2 separate regions of the Homo sapiens genome follow, and region 2 is linked to region 1. The links are chromatin loops, found by intact Hi-C in ENCODE. Cell type or tissue: B cell. All regions are shown on one strand. Links, peaks and the distances in the headings refer to the core of each region. The heading gives the core; the rest is flanking DNA.

The links. A loop is a pair of places that touch in the nucleus more often than their neighbours do. Peaks named below come from ENCODE experiments on the same cell type or tissue, not always from the same donor. Only the 100,000 strongest peaks of a DNase experiment are listed, where the experiment ranks them.
Region 2: it touches region 1 in a loop (21-fold over the local background); 10 of 110 quality-filtered maps call a loop at or near these places.

What each region holds. Positions count from the first base shown.
Region 1 is chr6:13,274,687-13,280,535 of GRCh38, reverse strand. PHACTR1 (phosphatase and actin regulator 1) reads right to left here. Exons shown (of 15, transcript NM_030948.6): 12 at 2,207-2,268. The region is part of intron 8 of TBC1D7-LOC100130357 (TBC1D7-LOC100130357 readthrough); the gene reads left to right. It overlaps LOC100130357 (a long non-coding RNA gene), which reads left to right. Exons shown (of 5, transcript NR_160971.1): 5 at 1-1,379. Among named protein-coding and RNA genes, the nearest start is that of TBC1D7, 51 kb to the left of the region's middle. RefSeq lists an enhancer at 2,198-2,367. In B cell, for the core only: CTCF peaks have their summits at 1,942 and 2,141 (motif pointing right); DNase peaks (open chromatin) are centred at 2,245 and 3,025; H3K4me3 peaks cover 758 bases; H3K27ac peaks cover 3,220 bases.
Region 2 is chr6:13,191,886-13,197,734 of GRCh38, reverse strand. The region is part of intron 7 of PHACTR1 (phosphatase and actin regulator 1); the gene reads right to left. Among named protein-coding and RNA genes, the nearest start is that of TBC1D7, 130 kb to the left of the region's middle. RefSeq lists a silencer at 2,576-2,665. In B cell, for the core only: a CTCF peak has its summit at 2,657 (motif pointing left); a DNase peak (open chromatin) is centred at 2,654.

The sequences.
Region 1 (5,849 bases), core at 635-4,634:
ATCACTGGCATCTGGTCTCAGTGTGATAAATGCTCAAGAGGAGAAGAACCTTCACAGGGCCAGGAAGTGATGATGTAGGTTCCCTACCTGCCGGAAGGCGCCACATCTCTGCCCGCAAAAGCAGATATGGAAGTTGCCCCTCTGTTCTCCAGTCTCTCTCTTAGAAGCAGTTATCCCCTCTCAAGCTCCTTATTTCTAACCCCCCCAGCCAGTCCCAGGGGAGGGCAAATGCTAAAATTCCAAGGCCATTTCCCTGGGAGAAGAAAGGAGAGGTGAGCAGGAACAGAGAGGCAATTATTTGATTGTGGAGACCCGCAAAACCTATGAACTATTTGGGGTCCCCATCCCTAGTGTCACCTACCCTAGGGAGATGGGTGTGGAAAGGAAGACTCTTTACTCGCTCATTACCAAATCATGCAGTTAGTCAAGTTCTCCGCAAAATCATATCAACTTTGTTAAGAGATAGGAATTAAATAAATGTCTAAGTATTTCTCTGTGACCGTCTTTTAGCAAGCAACCTTAAAACTGGGTGAATTTTGGGGATCCAGCAACCAATTCTGAAAAATTTGATGAAAATCTGATTTAAACAACTTTTTTTTTTTCTAAGTGTCTAGACCTTTCTGTATCAGAAATGAAAGTTTATCACAGTGTCTTTTTCGAGCCCCAGTCATTTCAAGGACACGATGAGAAAAAGCTAATGCATCTCTCCTGCTCTTCTCACTACTCAAGCTCAGGAAAAACTGCACCCTGCATCCAAAGAGTGGGTGGGCTTAAGGATGTAAAGGGTCCAACCTTGACGGGTGGGACAGCGACTGGCTGGTGAAGTCACTTAGCTCTTGCTCTAGTCTCCACCAGGGTGACCCCAGCCAGTCGTCTGGCCATTCAGGCACTTGTTTGTCCAGCTCTTGCTAATTGGGTTGGCATTTGGCTTGTCACCAGGTATTTGGGATGCTCGCAGGGAAAGTGTGGAGAAATACAAACCATCACCTTAATAATTGGTATGATATTTCAGGATCTCTGAATTTCTTCCTTTGTGTGATATTTCTGGAGAGAAAAATCCACTAATAAACCTTTTTAAAATTAATATTAATGGGCCTCTTAACTGTAGCTAAGATATGAGAGTATCTTTCTCTCAAGATGGTCACTGTAGGAGGCTGATTAAAAACACTTTGACTTCGTCAGACAGAAGGGAGTATTGTATCTTGCATGTCATCAATTAATTAAACTTTTCAGCATCATCCAAGAATAGCCTTAACAATGCGTTTATTATTAAAGAGGACACTCATGTGGAATGAGATGCATGCGAGGCTACAGTGCATTGCCAAACCATCTATTTTTGGGGTTAAGACTATATTAAAATTCCAGTTTTATGACTTTAAGCTATGTGCTTCTCAAACATCTGCTTTAAATTTGTCAGTACTTTCGTAATTTAGCCTAATAAAGTTGCATAGTTCTTAATTCCTAGGGAAAGAATAGTGTCAGGGGGAGCAAAAAAAAAAAAAAAGTCTATACTTTCCCAGGGTCATAGCAAATAATTGTGTAATATTCGAACTAGTAATTTTTTTTTTTTTTTGAGACAGAGTCTTGCTCTGTTGCCCAGGCTGGAGTGCAGTGGCGCGATCTCGGCTCACTGCAACCTCTGCCTCCTGGGCTCAAGCAATTCTCCAACCTCAGACTCCCATGTATCTGGGACTACAGGTGCACATCACCATGCACAGCTAGTTTTTGTATATTTACTTTGACAAAGACAGCATTTTACCATGTTGCCCAGGCTGGTCTCGAACTCCTGGCTTCAAGCTATCCACTCACCTTGGCCTCCCAAAGTGCTGGGTTTATAGGCATGAACCACTGAACCTGGCCTTTGAACTACTGATTTTGATTATGAATTTCCCATTGCTTAATGGGATTATAGTGAATTTTGTAAAACAAAACATTTAGTATAATCAAAAATACAACGCAATAGCCATCGAGTTGTTAGGAAGTAGGTGGGTGTCACAAAATCAAACAACATTGAGTGTCACCAGCTGAAAGGACTGAGGGTCATGAAGCTGAGTGGAGAGGTCTTATAGAGTAAGAGAGTGGCACTCTCTGACACAGGAGGAGAGGAACCAGGCAGCGGTGAGGCCACTGAGGCCAGCAGAGGGCAGAGGTGTGGCAGGCAGCCCACCCTCTCCTGTCCCAGCTCTTGGCATGGAGAACCACCTACCTTTCGGGTTAGCCTCCTCTTGATCTCTCTCTTCTCCTCCTGTTCCTCTTGTTCATTCCGAGCTAAAAAAAATATTTAAGATGTTTTTTTATTTCAGTAAACAGTGTTGTGTACAGGTGCATCCTTTGGACCTTGGCAGGCTCTAGGCCAAGCATCTCATTTTAATAAAGGGAAGAGAGTACTCCTGTCCCCTCCCCCAGCTGCCCTTCTCCTTATGGGGATTGCTTTCCAAACTACCTGCGTTGTTTCAAATTGCTACTGAGCAGGCTGACCTTGTCATTTTGCCTTCTTTACATCACATGGGGTTTCAGGTCTCCAGGCAGAGATGCTGGGTTGAGAAATGTGGCTACAAGGCAGGAAGGTAGGTTTTTTTTTTTTTTTTGACACGGTCTCGTTCTGTCTCCCAGGCTAAAGTGCAGTGGCACAATCATAGCTTACTGTAGCCTGGAACTCCTGGGCTCAAGTGATTCTCCTACTTCGGCCTCCCAAGTAGCTAGGACTACACATGCACGCCACCACACCTGACTAATTTTAAAAATGTTTTGTTGAGATGGGGGTCTCATGATGTTGTTCAGGCCGGTCTTGAACTCCTGGCATCAAGCAATCCTCCTGCCTTGGCCTCTCAAAGTGCTGGGATTACAGGTGCAAGCCACCGCACAGCCCAAGGAGGTGGGTGGGAATGTTGACACGGGGACACACAGGCATTTGGGGAGATGTGAGGCTCCTTTCTTTGGATAAGACTGGGGCTCACTCATTCTTTGTTGAGCCTCCCAGACACTGAAGGAGGCTCATTGTGGTATAGTCCTTGTGTCTGGTGCCCTGTGGGTGTAGAGAGAGCAGAAGACTGCCCTCAACCTGCTGCAGGAACAAGACAAGGCAGGAGGAATTTCAAAACGCTCACCTTTCACAAGCCCTGATTCCATCGATTGTTTGAATCTTCCATGAAGTCCACAGAGCATGGGTGAGGCCAGAGTGTGGGATACAATTGCCTGCATGTAGACTCTTTAGGAGTGGCTCAGAAGAGTAGACTGCAGAGCCTGAAAGCTCTTGCCTTAATATATGGGTGATTTACTCATCAGATTTTTAAATAGCTGTACATGGGAGAGTCTGGGGTAGGGGGCAGATACTTGAAGGGCAGAGAATCTGGGCTTATTTCTCCTTTTAAGCTAACTGGATGACCTGGGGTAGACCATTTCCCTTCTGAACCTTGGAAGAATTCCTTGATATCTGTGGAAGCACAGATATCAGCGTAGCATTGTTGGACTTGGAAAAACTATGGAAGTCAGCTTGTATCAAAGAAGGCCTGTGATTCTCAGCCGTTAAATTTCAAATGGCGTTAGTAAAAGGAAACACGTTGATTTTGGCATAGGGTGCATCACGACTGCCTGGGACACTAGTTGGCTCATTTTGAAAATCACAGTTGTTGAATTATATTTTGGTAACTTCATTAGTTTGTTGTATTGGTGCACACATGCAATTCAGGTATGGTTGCTGATTGTCTCAGTATGGGACAGGTCTTTATTTTATTTTTTAAATTTTTTTAATTTTTTATTTTTTTGAGATGGAGTCTTGCTCTGTTGCCCAGGCTGGAGTGCAGTGGCATGATCTCGGCTCACTGCAAACTCCACCTCCCAAGTTCAAGCGATTCTCCTGCCTCAGCCTCCCGAGTAGCTGGGATTACAGGTGCCCACCACCACACCCAGCTAATTTTTGTATTTTTAGTAGAGATGGGGTTTCACCATATTGGCCAGACTGGTCTCGAACTCCTGACCTCAGGTGATCCACCCGCCTCAGCCTCCCAGAGTGCTGGGATTATAGGCGTGAGCCACCGCGCCCGGCCTTGGGACAGGTCTTTAAAGGAAGGAAACCCCCTGTGCCTAGAAAGGGGTGGGGACCATCTGATAACTGTGTCACCTTTACACTCAAGGTGACTATACCTCCCACTAGCACAAGTGGTGTAAGGTCAGAGCAGAAATCAGGCCCTTGAGGGCCACCCCCACGGGCCTGATTTGGCCCCCCAACCGCCTGTGGGCATAAGGCTTTGTAGAAAGGCAGCACAAGAAACAGCCACATCTTGCTGTGGGCTGAGGTCACCAGAGGTCCCTGCTCCAGCCTACCCTACAGTGCCTGAAACCGTCACCATGAGTGTGCTTTCCTTTGGATTTAGAGATCCTATCTCCCTCCCGGAGAGGTTTTTTTTTTTTTTAATGCAAATTTCTCTTGAATAAAAGCCCATTAAACTAGTCAGCCATTAATAGCTCAGTATGAATTAATCTAGTAGAGATAAACTGGGGGGCAGACAGCAACACCCGGAAGTAGGGAGCCCCCAGACAGTGACATTTGTACAAATGCAAATTTCAGTGGGATAAAACCTATTAAACTAGTCAGCCATTAATATCTTAGTATGAATTAATCTAGCAGAGTTAAATGGGGAGGCAGACAGCAAGAACCAGAAGGAGGGAACTCCCATTTTGCGATGTCTCAGGTGGGAAAACGGATGGAAGAAAAGGTGGTCTGGATGTTGGGTCACCAGGGACAGCTAGAGGGCACACGGTGAAAATTTACAGAAGCACAGAATACTAGGGCCATGAGGGGACCTAGTGACCACCTCGTCTACCACTCCTGGTTTATAACTGAGGATCTGAAGCCTCAGGGGTGTTAAGTGGCCAGTCACACCCTACCTGGCTCAGTGGTTACACAGATAGGTTTTTTCCTGTGGTCATGTTTTGTGTGGGGCCGGCTCTCCTCCTCATTACTAGCCTCAGACTTCTGATCCTACAGGTCCCTTCAGAGCCGTGAAGGCGGGCATCCTGTGACACAGCTGACACAGCATGGAGCCTTCATCTCCTATGTGCGTTTCTTAGGTCACTCTGAGGGGTGGGGCCACAAGCTACCACCTACAGAATTGATACCTTTAGTTCAAAGCCATTGACCAACCCAGGTTCATGAATTTTCAGGCAGAAGGTACCAAGACAACCCCATTAGGCAACTAGGAAGACAGGCCAGGAAAGGCCTACGATGTCGTCATTACAGCTGCCACCGTCAGAGGGTTCATTATGTGCTCAGAGGTGCACAGGGCCTCACTGGCTGCTGGACAGAACAGGGGCTGCTCCCAGGACCAGGCAGGGTGGGGCTGGAAACCAACCCAAGGCTCTCAAAGCTCCAGGGCTGAGCCATGGCATCTCTGTGCCCTGTTCCCCACCACCCAACACCGAGCAGTTCCTCAAATGGCTGAAAGCTCAGAAAATCAGTTTTAAAACAAACTATTGGAGGATGTTTTCTTATACCACTAGACATTTTTTTTGTTTAACAATCGCAATAGATTAAATTTAAAAAAATATTTAGGAGAACATAGTTCCAGAATACAGGGAAAAATAAGAACCTATGGGAAAACAAGTTGATTTCTGAAAAGTTTCAAAACTATGAAATGACCAACCTGTTAGAATTGGTCAAGTAGTTCTTTAATTTGCAACTATGTGGCCAGGACAAGAGGGATTAGGGAAGAGAATAAAAGAGAACCATGGGAACAATCTTTCACAACTCCTTTTTGGTCCCCTGAATCTAAGTTCCCTGGTTGATGGCGGTAAAAACCCAAGCTCAAAGGACCTGTAGTCTCCCAGGGATCTGGACAAGCCACAGCGGG
Region 2 (5,849 bases), core at 1,066-5,065, 83 kb after region 1:
ACCACCACTGGCTTAGAACTCAGAAGAATGATTCTAGATCCTTGAGGGATAGCATTAGGAGACATACCTAATGTAAATGACCAGTTAATGGGTGCAGCACACCAACATGGCACATGTATACATATGTAACAAACCTGCACATTGTGCACATGTACCCTAGAACTTAAGGTATAATAATAATAATAAAAAAAAAAGGAACTCAGAAGAGCTGGGGTTTAAGTACAGCTCCAAGACCAAGAAACTTTGTTACTCTTCCTAAGACATTTAGCTTTCCTGAGCCTCAGTTTTCTCATCTGTAGAAAGGGAGTATTGCCCAGAGTATAGATCTGTAATGAGAAGTAAATAGATTAATAACTACACAGCTCCATGCAAGGTGCTGAGGGGACCTTAGGGTTGAAATCTAGCCTGAGGCCTGCCCTGGTGTGGGGCTGATTCACTCTAGAGGAAGGGGCATCCTCTACAGGGCACTTTTTCTAATTTTACAAAGTCTCCATATAGGTCAGCAGAAGGCCTGAGTATAAAGTAGCCCCCGTACAGTCCTTGATGCATCAGAGGAGATCAGCAAATGTAGTCTTGATTCTGAGACAAACATCATAATACATTCCCCACCTCTGCCATAGGTTGTTTGGAGGGTCAGACAGGATCACGTGAACGTGCTTTGTAAATTGCAAAGTACCTTATATAGCTGCAGTGTTGCTAATAGGGCTTTCACCACACTTCTGAAAATCCACCTATCCTGATGCTTTCCAGCCTGGGGTGGGAAGGTAGAAGCCAAAAAAACAACAGAGAGTGTTTAATATGTGGTGGTACTATCATAAGTAAGCAGTGGAAAAGAGCAGAGGTGATTGGAAAGTGAATCAAGTAATAGAGCAGAGAGGCTTGCGAAAGACTTCCATGGCGGTTCTCCATGCTTGCAACAAAACACCACCACAAAATGCTCCAGGAGAGGTTTCTAGGTTTCAGTGTATTGTTCTGATGCACACCGCACTACATCGGTATTGAAAACTAGTGACTGGGGCCGGGTGCAGTGGGTCAAGCCTGTAATCCCAGTACTTTGGGAGGCCAAGGCGGGCGGATCACGAGGTTAGGAGTTCAAGACCAGCCTGACCAACATGGTGAAACCCTGTCTTTAAAAAAAGTACAAAAATTAGCTGGGCGCAGTGGCATGCGCCTGTAGTCCCAGCTACTTGGGAGGCTGAGGCAGGAGAATCGCTTGAACCTGGGAAGCGGAGGTTGCAGTGAGCTGAGATTGTACCACTGCGCTCCACCGTGGGCAACAGAGTGAGACTCTGTCTCAAAAAACAAAAAAAAAAAGAAAGAAAACCAGTGGATGATCTAGGAGTCTGAAAACCTGCGTCCTTTGCTTTTAACTGCCTGAGGAAGACATCTAACCTTCCTGGGATTTTGTCTCTTTACCTCTAAAGATCCTAGAATAAAAATGCCTCCTTTCCCTTGATTCCTGGGATAAAAATGCCTCCTTTCCCTTGACAGCACCTCACTGAATAAATGGTTTTGCATCTATCTGATGCATGATATTTATTAATTGTTGGAGGATACACACTACTTCTTGCCTTTCTAATGATGATGGTGGCTGCTCCTGCTGGGAAACACACAGAGCTCTCTGCTTGCTGACTTATTTCTGCAGCTAGACTGATTGAGATGCAGTGTATTCATAAAACTGTCTCTGTTGATGGAGTGGAAGAAGCAAAAACGACCAGTTCCAGAGAACAAGGAAAATAAACCCAAACCGTGAATGTCACAGAGCCATAAAACCCAAGAGGGCTGTATTTCCAAACCTGACACAGCCCTGGCTGATGACTTCAGACAAGGAAAGAAAAAGCAAAGATGACTTCTAAAGTTGGTCCTTGTGCCGTATGGCTGTAGCCGACACACGGAATAAGTGTGGACTAAATAAATACACCTCTAACCTCTCTTCTTACCACCACAAATGAACTTTTTTTTTTTTTTTTTTTTTTTGAGACGGTGTCTCTCTCTGTCGCCCAGGCTGGAGTACAGTGGCGCGATCTCAGCTCACTGCAATGTCCGCCTTCTGGGTTCAAGCAATTTTCATGCTTCAGCCTCCTGAGTAGCTGGGATTACAGGTGCTCGCCACAACGCCCAGCTAATTTTTGTAGTTTCAGTAGAGATGGGGGTTTCACCATGTTGGCCAGGCTGGTCTCAAACTCCCAACCTCAAGTGATCCCTTCATCTCGGCCTCCTGAAGTGCTGGGATTACAGGCATGAGCCACCGCGCCAGGCCACAAATGAACTTTTTAATCAGCACCTGCTATAGAGGCCCATTTGTAACTGCTGCTGTATCGGCAGTTACTTGTCAATGAGCACAGCACTTAGTGCCCAATGAATAAAGGTGTTGCAAAATTTTCTCAGTCATTTGCCAACTAGTTGCAGTGAGTTGGAATTACTTATCTCCTTTAATTACTTAACCTTAGCTATAGGTACTCCACCTGAAGATGGTGGACTATAATAAAGGGCCTATTGGCAGTATATCTGGAACAGAAATGAGAGTCTAGCATCACTAATCTACTAAATCAGATTCCCCTTGGCTGCAAGAAAGAGGTCAACAGGAGCTCCATCAGTTCCTTCAGAACACGAGGCCCGCCTAGGGATGATCACTCGCCTGGCGTTTTGCCTTGGTCAAAGGCAAAATGTGCTGACTGACCCCTTGTGGTGAGAGGGATGATGTTGAGAGAAACAAGAGTAATGAAAAAAATGTTATTTTTGTGAAATGCCCCAAACCTGGCTTTCCCTTCCAAGCCAGGTCAGCATGTGAAAACCACAGCAGACATCTGGCCTCCGTGAGGACCGTCCTCAGATCTGGAATCATAACCTCAAGGGCCATGATAACATACACAACCCTGGCACCCTCAGCTGACTTAGTTTCAGAGCCGCTTTCTACAAAGAAACATTAAATTTAAAAAAAAATTTTACTAGACAAATAATAATTGTAGATATTCATGGGATGACATTTTGATACATATTTGTAATGTGGGATGATTAAATCAGGCTAATTAACAAATCCATCACCTTACATACTTATCATGTTTTGGCAGTGAAAACATTTAAAATCTTCTGTCTTGGCAATTTTGAAATATACAATCCATTATTAAATGTACCCTGGGAAGATGGCCATGAGTAGGGAAGGACTGGAGAGGAGAGTCACTCTCCAGCTAACTGAGTCACTTAGGCACGTCACCCTTGCAGGGCATGTAATTCAGTTAGTTTTTTTTTTTTTCTTCAATAAAATTACACAGTATTCATTGCCAGAGAACTGCTCTCTTTTCTTTTTCCTTTCTTTCTTTTTTTTTTTTTTTTGAGACGGAGTCTTGCTCTGTCACCAGGCTGGAGTGCAGTGGTGTGATCTTGGCTCACTGCAACCTCCACCTCCTGGGTTCAAGCAATTCTCCTGCCTCAGCCTCCTGAGTAGCTGGGACTACAGGCACGCGCCACCACGCCCAGCTAATTTTTGTATTTTTAGTAAAGACAGGGTTTCACTATGTTGGCCAGGATGGTCTTGATCTCTTGACCTCGTGATCTGCCCACCTTGGCCTCCCAAAGTACTGGGATTACAGGCGTGAGCCATCGCGCCCAGCCCAGGAAACTGCTCTCAAAGAGTCAAAATGGTAGATGTCCTTCTAATCATGGAACAAACACCTGTTGAGAGGATCAGTAAGTATTTTGTGAGAAATTATAAATCACCTATATAAAAACACATCATATTGTTTATGTCTGCAGCCATGGACTGGTGCTGCTGCTCCTAGGGAGACCGGAAGAGAAGAATGCCCTTCAATTGATCACTGTGCTGTTGAACCTGGGCCTTCTGCAGGACAGGCATAAAGGAGGGTGAGAAATGCAGAGATGGAGAGATGAAAGGATCATTCATTCATCCAAGCAGATAGGGAATCAAATCAAAGTCACCACGTCATCAGGGTGAGCATCGACACATTCATCTGCTCTCAAAACATGCAAAACAGGAGATAGACGTATGAAGTTTGAAAGTAAATTGAGATCATATAAAAGAAAATACTGAGCTGGATGTGGCAGATCTCGCCTGTAGTCCCAGTTACTTGGGAGGCTGAGGCAGGAGGACTGTTTGAGCCCAGGAGTTGGAGATCAGTCTGGGCAACATCGAGAGACCTTGTCTCTAAAAAAATTTTAAAAAATTAGCTGGGAGTAGTGGCGCATGCCTATAGTCCCAGCTACTTGGGAGGCTGAGGTGGGATGATCATTTGAGCCCAGGAATTTGAGGATGCAGTGAGCTATGATCATGCCACTGCACTCCAAGTTGGACAACATAGTGAGACCGCATCTCAACATACACTCCCCAAAACTATATATATATATATATATATATATATACACAGAGAGCTATTAAGAGGTAGAATATTCATGGTGACAGTGTAAGTTCAAGCTAGATCCATAAATACTTTAAAGGAAAAACAAGGATGGCTGCAGCTCATCTCTTACCTTGCATCTCTTGGATGCAGGATGATATTTATTCACTGTTGGAGGTCACACTCGTATTTTTTGCATTTACAATGATGTTAATGGCTGGTCTAACTGTCTGTAGTTGGTGTGTGTAAGAGCATGCCTGTTTCCTTCCAAAATTCTTAGTGTACGGCCTGAGAACTACGGCTGGACCATGAGTTTGACCAATATGGATGACTGTCATGTTCTAACTGCTACTCTTTAAAGGGGTTGCTTTTACATCTAGGTTATCATGTTTCCTTCAAACACTACAGAATACAGGGGAATCAGGGTTAATTTATGGCAGAACTTAGAACTGGAGAACATTTTGCTAACTTCCCTAAAATGCAAGTATCCTGCTATGAAGATACAGGCAAAAGATCATCAAACTCCTCCTTCAGCAACAGGGCTTCTCTCCCTCACAAAGCCTCCTGTTCAGCATTAGCTAAGGACTCAGCAGGGAACACATCAGATTAAATCCCTGCCCTCATGAAACTTACCCCTGGGATGTTTAGAAAATATGCAAAAGGAAGGAAGCTTGGTGCCCTTTGCAATTTCATGTTGATGTTGGACATGCCCCAGTTTATTTATACATCCAGTTATAAATCCATCGAACAGCATTACTGTCCATCTTATTCACAGGAACAATTGAGAGACATGCTTGGCTGAAATCAAGCAATTGCTGCTAAAAAGTGCACAAAAGATGCTAACTTCCTTCTACAAAGTTAAATCCTTCCTCGTGACATTCACAGCTCTCCACAGTTTCACCACAATCCACTTTTCAGCCCCAATTTTCCTTACTACACCACAAGAATCCTACATCCCTGCTGATAGGACTATTTGCTATTTCTTGAACATAATAAGCCTTGTACCCACGTGCCTGTGTGTCCTTTGCATCTTGTTTAAGAACAACCTCCTCCTCCAATCCTACCTGTCAAAATCCCACTCATCTTTAAGGCTTGTCTTAAATAACTCCTCCTTAATGATGCTTTTTCTTGATTCCTCCAAAAGGATTTGACTTGTTATACTTGAATTTATTTAGAGCCATGTTTACATCTCCTCCTATTAAACATTTTCTGTAGCTTATCACAGCCTGCAGCTCCTCCCGCTGATGGCCTTAACCATTTTTGTACATTGTATGAGGGCTGGCAGAACACCTTGCACATAGCAGGCATTGAAAACATAAGTGCTGAGTGAATTAAATCTCCAACCTAACAGTGCTACAAAAAAGACAGGTATTTTGCTACGCTCTTTGCCCTGGTTATAGAAATCAGAGCAGAAAGCATCCTTTAAAAACTGTTTTAATCAACAGATAGTCCTTGTATGCACTGCAGAAAAAAAACTTCTGCATTTTGAGAATAGAA